Regions from separate parts of the Mus musculus genome. Here region 1 is linked to region 2. The links are chromatin contacts, found by Hi-C or POLR2A ChIA-PET in ENCODE. All regions are on one chromosome and are shown on one strand. Each heading gives the region's core, a stretch centred on a gene start or an enhancer-like site at or near the end of the contact. The rest is flanking DNA. Distances are from core to core; before and after follow the strand shown. Region 1 holds the start of Hook3 (hook microtubule tethering protein 3). Region 2 holds the start of 1700047A11Rik (RIKEN cDNA 1700047A11 gene).

The links. Hi-C counts contacts between places; a loop is a spot of excess contacts on that map. ChIA-PET counts read pairs that join two places held with the same protein, here RNA polymerase II (POLR2A).
Region 1: POLR2A ChIA-PET joins it to region 2 with 21 read pairs in Patski. The contact joins the promoter of Hook3 here to the promoter of 1700047A11Rik in region 2. A Hi-C loop is called at or near these places in 2 of 37 maps with a recorded cell type or tissue (both gastrocnemius). POLR2A ChIA-PET finds 5 or more read pairs at or near these places in 2 of 5 experiments (Patski and embryonic stem cell).

What each region holds. Positions count from the first base shown.
Region 1 is chr8:26,116,887-26,120,636 of GRCm38, forward strand. Hook3 (hook microtubule tethering protein 3) reads right to left here and starts at 2,338. Exons shown (of 22, transcript NM_207659.3): 1 at 2,072-2,338. The coding sequence starts at 2,128. Rnf170 (ring finger protein 170) reads left to right here and starts at 2,482. Exons shown (of 8, transcript NM_029965.4): 1 at 2,482-2,714; 2 at 3,554-3,677.
Region 2 is chr8:26,080,017-26,084,168 of GRCm38, forward strand. 1700047A11Rik (RIKEN cDNA 1700047A11 gene) reads left to right here and starts at 2,593. Exons shown (of 5, transcript NR_110583.1): 1 at 2,593-2,719. Hook3 (hook microtubule tethering protein 3) reads right to left here. Exons shown (of 22, transcript NM_207659.3): 6 at 2,498-2,565.

The DNA of each region.
Region 1 (3,750 bases), core at 1,088-3,587, 37 kb after region 2:
TTTATGTGTGCATATATCCCCACACAAATAAATATAAAATGATCATTGTTAAAAAGCAAACAGGCTGTTGGAATGGCTGAGCAGGAGAGGGTGCTTACACACCGATCTGGTGACCTGTGACCTGAGTTCGTTGCTTGGAAAACATGGAGAGGGCATCAATTCCAAAAAGCTGACCACTGACCTTCATATGCATATGCTGCCAACTGTGCCCATGTGCACACATCAGTTACACAAGGGGGAATTTTTTTAAAAGGGGACTGACAGATGTAATGCCATAGGTTTTTGTGTTTTGTTTTGTTTACCCTATCAGGTAGGAATACATCTTGCTTCAGGGGGAAGGAAGAGGGGATAAGGTTTAATGTTTAAGCATATTCTGTTGGGCTAGCTTGTTATATACTGACAGGGCACGAAACATTTCCCATCCTTTCAAAAGTCTTCCTGGTTTAAAGAATAATTTGAAACTTGGCTGAGGTGTAGCTCTGTCGTGTCACCTATCGCCGTTCTCTATCTGAAGCATAGCAGTGAAGTCTAGCTTCAGGCTTGAAGTTGGAACTTACAGAGCATGTTAACTATGCACTATTTCCAGTGATCTGAAATTACAAGAATGATCTAACACAAAACCAAACCATAAAGGTCTCCATTGTATAAAGGCTGCTTCAAAGGGCACAATCAGATTAATGACATACCCAGTTTATAAAAAAACAAAAACAAAAACAAAACTTCAAGCTGGGTGTAGTGATGCAGGCAGACTGCTACAAATTCAAGATCATAGTTTGAGGTCAAAATGGGCCACATAGCAAGATCCTATCTCAAATGCACACACATCTGTAGATTCTACTTTTCTTACATTTATTACAACCGACCTAAGTTAACAGTTCTCAAACTTCTCGGCAGTGTTCCTGCACAAAACAGTGATGGTTACCTTCCAGAGATCTGAACCTCTAACCTAAGGCACTGTTCAGTAGAATTTTTTGCTATTTGCATTTTACCTTTAAAGTGACTAAGACCAGGAGATGAACAGCTTAGTGGTAGAGCCTTCCCTTAAAATGCAGGAGGCCCAAATACTACCATCTCCCCCAATAAGCAAACAAAATTAACATGTATCACAATAGCCACTGTAAATGTATCTGGGTTCTTCTAAAAAGGACAGCTAACATTTCTAGCAGTAAGTAAAATGAATGTTCCTGGTTTATCCCATGGCTCTGCATATATGCCTGGACCTACCTCCAACCAGCATATGAAAACCAGAAACAAACACGGTTAACTGTCCAGCTAATGAAAAGGGCCGTTTAAGCCATGACTATTGACAAAATCCTGCATGTTTACTTGAAAATTCGATAACCTTAACCCTCATCAATTCCAAATTAGAATCTCATGGTGCTTTAAAAATGTGTTTCAGTTCCATTACGAAATCCCTCAATTTTTCCAGTTCAACATTTTTATCGTTGGTTCCTTTTATAGGTACCATCACATCGTTTATAACAGTCAAAATGCATCTCGCGTTTTAAATGTTTTGCCTCTGAGTGATTCTTCATGTTTTGTCTATCCACCCTGCCAATGTACTATTTTCCAATGGGCAGGGCTTCATCCATCCCTCAAGGGGCTACACTCCATCCTGGCTGAACGCTACAACAAAGGCGAGCAGCATCGCTTAACTAGGGGGTCCCGACTGCCTCTACCGGGCGCCCAGGCAGAACCAACGCTTTGGATCACTGGGAGCTTGGGAGCGAAACGCCAGCGCCTCATCAAGGCAAACAGTCCTAATTACAGTGTCGCCTGCACCCCATCATTAGCCCCCACCGGGCAGGTTTCCTCTCGGACAGCAGCCAACATCTCAGGCCGGACAAGTTCCTCCTGGACCCTGGGCCCAGCCTGCCTGAGCCCGGCCTCTCCCTGCTGACCCTGACCCGGCCGCGGGTGTAGACGCGGCCGCACCGGCTACTCAGCTCCGCCCGTCCCAAGCCCCGGATGTGACGGCAGGTCGCCCCGGGGCGTTCGCCCCCCGGGACGAGCACCGGTGTCCGCGAAAAGGTGGCGGAGCTTTCCCACCGGCCCGCTGCCCACCACGTACCCAAGTGAGCAGGCTCTCGCACAGCTCCACCCGCTCCACAGACTCCACGTTAAACATCTTCCTGGGGTGGCCGCAGCGTCTCCCTTCAACCAACCAGAAGCCGCGGCCGCTCGGCTCGGGGTTTGAGTCCGAAGGGGTCAGGCAGCAGACCGGGCGTCTGGCGGACCTTCTCTTCCGTCCGTCCGCTCCCGGGGCGCGGACGCTGGCAATCGCTCCGCACTGTCACCAGCCCCTCCTTCCCTCGCTCGGGGCCGCGCACTCCCTTGCGCGCACCCGGCGCCGCCAGCCCACGCCCTCTTGCGCGAGCGCCGCGCCCCGCCGCGCCGCGTAGCGCGAGTCCCGAGGTCCGAGGGCCACTGCGCACGCTCGCGCTCGCTCAGCCCCGCCCCTAGAGGCGCGCTCCCAGAGCCAGTCCAAGGCCCGCGGGCGCGCGCCCCGGCCGGGCCCTGCGGTGGCGGCCGGTCTGTGTGTCTCTCCAGTCCGCTCACCCTCGCCGGGGCTCCGCACTGCGCGTGCGCTGACGCCGGCGCTCTGGCTTAAGAAGCCGCCTGTAGTTTGCACGGGAGGAGTAGCTAGGTAGTCCCCGGAAATGAGCTCTATGCCGACCCGCCGACTGGCCCGGTAGTTCCTCGGCCGCGACGAGGTACGCGCCCCCCTCTCCGGCCGCGGGCGTGTGCCAGGCCACGCCCCCGCACGGGCGGGCCGGGGACCCGCGGACTGCGGGACTCGGCGCGGTGGCGGTGGGGGGAGCTGCGGGACCGCGCGAGGGTAGGCTCCGCGCCCACCGCTTCCCTCCGGAAGCCGGAGCGCAGCCTTCCCTGAGTCGCCGGAGCCTGCCCAGAGTCTCCCTCCGGGCGAAGGTGGAACGGCTGACGTGGGCGCGTCTCGGAGGCTGGGGGCCGGTTTGGCCCGGCTGTGGGGAGCCCGGCGTTCCTCCTTGGAGCCCCCTTCTCCCACAAAAAACTTTACCCAAAGTGACAGAGGGTGGACGCCAGTTCCCCAGTGCGTAAGGACCCTTGCTGTTCCTAAGGCCTGCTTCTTGTGCTAGGAGTTGGCTTCATTGAGGTGCATCCTTGCCCGACTTTCGATTTTTTTTTTTTAATACAAGCCTTGTAGAAGGTTTCATATACGTTTTTAAGTCGCATGCAGAACAGTGCGTAGCAGTACATGTTTGAGGAATATTAATAAAATGAATTGCCACATTCCCAAGAGTTCTTCCATCCATACCATCTCTAATCTGATTTTTGTGATAGGCACTTACTTTATTTTAAAAGCTTTCCCTTTTAGCTTTTTAACCAGATGACTATGCATGTAGTATAATTTTCCTTTGTTTGATTTTGAACTTTTATGAATGGATATGTATTGTGGCTTTGGCTTTTAAATAATATTAAATTATCTGCAAAAATCCCATGATTGTCTAATATCCTATTGTGTGACTACAGCCTTGTACCCGTTCTACTATTGATGTGCACTTTGTTCCAGCTTAGGGCGTCTAAGAATAATGCTATAATAAACAGTCGACCTTAATGCAAAGATATTGGCGTTTCCAAGACAACAAGATACAAGATATATGCTTTGGAGTCCTAGGAGAATCTTGGATTCAAAGGTATGCATAACCACCAGATCATGCAGTCTTTGATTAGCAGTGCCTGGGAAGAAGTTATCTTCCCAGGGCACAC
Region 2 (4,152 bases), core at 1,343-3,842:
GCGGACTTGGGTCGACTGGCAGAGTGAGGTGGAAGTTTCTGGATATGTCAGCTGATAGGGACTCACGTGGTATTTTGCTGAGGCAAGACTCGTGGGAGGACACATCTGGGGTGGGGGTGGGGAGGCTTGCACAGTTAGCTTTGAACACTTAGTTGGTCTCCTGTCTTCGGTGATCTTCACTTTTCGGAGAGAGGTATGGCAGAGCACTCCCTGCTGCAGCAGGACCACAGATCCAGCCATGGCTCTTGGCAGCAGCATGGCCCAAGGACATCCACAGATCTTTGACAGTTACTTGGGCTATGGACACCAGCACAGTCCCAGCTCCTGTAGGACCACAGACATCCACACGAACCCCAGGTTTCAACAAGGCCTAGGGCAGCAGACCATGGACACCAAAGACCATAGAGGTTTTGAGGAGGACCAATTCGGAAAGTTCTTAGTCTTGGACATCCTGAACCAGGGTAACTTTGTGGCTCAGAACTAGGGTGATTATGTGGCTGAGAGTTTGGGGGCTGGGTATGCACAAGCTCCAGGCTGCAGTACCCACCCTCTTGGCCCTACTCAGCAAGGACATGTTCCTCGGCCACCTCAGCTGTCTCTCACACCGAAGTGGCATCTCCAGTTCTACCTCTCTTCCTGCACCTTCACCGCTCTGTTCTCTGTCTGTCCCACCTTTCCATGGCTTATTCAGTCATGGTTCACTGTAGTGGCACTGGAAACTGCAATGTGTTGCATAGTATATATTTTTGCCCAAACATCTTTACATGTTAATATTCATTGCAACAAGCTACTGGTCTGGTTCAAGGTTTCTGAAGTACCAGAAATAATGGACTATGGCTGAGACTTGTCTTGGATACCCTGCTGTTGCCCAGGGTCAGGATGATGTGTCCAGGGCACCTCCTGCCCTCACTGTCTGCCATCCAGCATTTGCTGGGATAGAGCTTTGTGCTTGTAGCCTATGGGCAGCATGGCTGCTCCACACTTTCTGTCTCCAGCAGGGGAAGCAGCATGGGCTGGATGAGCCAACCTGTGGGCCTAGGGCTGGCTCTCTTCAGCACCGACCTGTTTCTGTGGGAGCTCCAGGACACCACACATCTCCCTGTTGTGGATACAGTAGCCCTAGAGCTCACTGGCTATAACCTTTGTGCTTGCAGCCTGCTGGCTGAGCAGTGGTAGTGAAAGATTCTTCATAACGATGCTTGGCCATCTCTCTTTCCAATTTCATGAGTCTACTTTTAAAAAGCATCTTCTCATAAGGCTTGCCCTTTTTCTAAGTTATTCTGGAGCTATTGAAGGCTCTGTAGACTCCTGTTCTGTCATATCATCCTTCTGTGCCTCCAAGGGTCTTTCAGACTCCTCAGAGCACTGCACCTTGGTGCTGAAGGCTGCCACCATCTTTGTTTACTCCTGAATAGATATCTCTCGGGGCTGGGATGTAGCTCCAAGGGATATGGGAGAGCATATTCTAGGATCTGGGTTTAATGTCTGGTATCATTTGTCAAATACATACACATACCGGCCCCCAAATCACTAAACTTCAAGTGATGTTATTCTCAAAGATATAACAGAAATATCTGACAAAGGCATAAAAAGATGTTCAAAATCACTAGTCACTATAGAAATACAAAACAAACAAGCACAGTAAGATACTACATTTATTTACCAGGAAATTCCAGAATTCCACTTTGGGATATTGATGTTCTTTAGACTTACAGTGGGGTTGTAAACCCAACCCCCAGTTTCATTAAGCCAAAACTAAATACACCTAACCTACTGAACACACAGATTAGCAGCATTAGGAAGGCTGAGAACCTGTACAGTTTTCATCCTGATGTAGCTGGGTGGAAAAGGCAGCAGACTGCTGCTGCTATAAAATGCCATGCAGGTCTTTTTCCTCTCCCCAGACTTCCTTCCCTCTCTGCAGTCTCACTTAGACTGGCCTTGAACTCCTGAGCCTTTTATCTGTACCTCTTGAGTGCTGTGATCATAGATCTGCACCACCATGGCCAGCAGGTCGTACCTTCCTTTTGCCTTGGTCTCTTACAGCATTTTTACACCTCCCTATCTCCCTTTCCTCACCTCATCCTTCCATGTTCAGTCTCAGCCCCTGGATGGCCTGATTTAATGTCCCCATGAAAGCTGTTACTTCAGATGGTCCTGCATTTCCCCTTTTATGATAGTTTTAAAACTATATGAATTCTTGCTTAACCACTTTCCTCTTTGAGACTCCAAGAGGGAGATACACACTTTATCGGAGAATTCTGGTATCTTTTCACAACTGTATCCCTAATTGCTGTGCACTTTGGGCTTGAACTAAGAATTTGTGAAATAAATAAAGTCAACATGCACACAACAGACACAGTGAACTTAAAAACTTAATTAGGATATAGGTATAGACAATAAAATAATTTTTTAAGGTTGCCATTTCTCTTGTGAGAACTAGTTTTCTCCACTAATTTGTTACAAGCTGTTAAGTGCAAAGCTCTAATCAACATACCTCTTGAATGGCTGTCATGACGACATGCTGAACAGATTCCTCCATCATCATAATGGCTTGAATGTACTCTGAAAACAAGAATAACCTGGGATGTCACTGTTCAAGTTAAAAGATGTGAAGCAGCTGCAGGCTAACACTGTATAAACCGCTACAATCAGCTTTCTCTTTTGATTCTTCAGAACCTCCTTTTCATGGCTGCTCTGTCCCAAATATGCGCCACAGGTAAGCAAAGACTGAAAACCAAATTTGAACTTTGTTCCAAAGTTTTGTCCGACATTTATTCATTTGAGGGAGTCTGGGTCCTGTCAGCTGCCCTCCAGTACACTCTGGATCCTAATCTGGCCTTGAACTTGTGATCTCCCTGTCATGATCTTTCAGCGTGTATGTACTCAGAATATACACCTGCACTTGAGCTGGGGCTGTAGGTAAAGGTCATGGGATGCAGCTTTAGCATGAGTACCTATCAGACTAAATCAGTGAAACAGTGAGACCCGGAGTCAAGGCAAAGAAGAACCCACACTACACCTTTCCTACACTCTAAAAGTTGTCCTTTTAGATGCTCTTTTGTTACATAGTAAAAATAATCTGGTTTTATTTTTACATGATCAAAGCACTAAGTTATGCAAATTCTTACCTTAATTTTGCTTATTATATAGAACAGAAATAACTACAATGAATTTAAGATACACACTGAACCTGTAGTTGAACGACTATATAATCCTGGGTTCTACAATACATCTCTATATGGAAAGCAGAAAGCACACCAGCCTGATGCTCACCACTCCCAAACCAGGAGGGTCTCAGCTGCTCAGAGTAAAGTCACTCTGGAAGCAGTATCTCTTTCCTCTGACAAAGACCTGCTAACAGTTTTAATTATTTCCAGCCACAACAATGGATGACAGAATTGGCTTAAGTATTAAAATAAATTAACATGGCAGGTACCCTTAGAACTGTACTTATGAAATGTATAACCATTGTCATTAGATTCATCTTCTGGAATCTTCTGCCTAGCAGATAACATGGGTTTTTTGTTTTGTTTTGTTTTAAATATTTAACACCACCGTTGTGGTATTATGACATCAAAAACAGGAGCCAGCACATCTAGGGTGATTGACAAGTCCTCAAAATTATAGCGTATGAATGAGCATGGAAGAGAAGAAGCAGTGGTGTTGGTATGGGGAGGGGAGACTTAATGGCAACTACTGGAAATGCAGGAAGTCACAGTAAGAGGTCAGGACATTAGTAGGTATGAGAGGGGAAGCGTTAGTTAAGAAGCGGTGTTGCCACGTCAAGGCCCTTCCCCGCGAACACCGTAAAGTACTAATGAGGAAATGGTGATGACAGCTAAATTCATGTGCACTACTTTCAAACCTTAAAGTTAAAACTACAGTTCTGTATGATTCTTTGGTCCACACCCACGAGGCAATGCTGGAGAATGAGGCGTGCTATGTAAGGGAGTTTATCCTCAATTTTATCTGTTCAAAATGTTTAGTATAGTTTAATACGAAGAATACAAAGCTCAAAGGATGAAGGAATAAGTTTTTTTCTATATCTAGCTCATTCATTACAAGTAAGTTATTTGGTAAATCCTGTAATATCTGTAAGTCTCAGCCTTCTGACCTAGAAAAGGTATTTTTTTGTTCTGTTACTGCTTA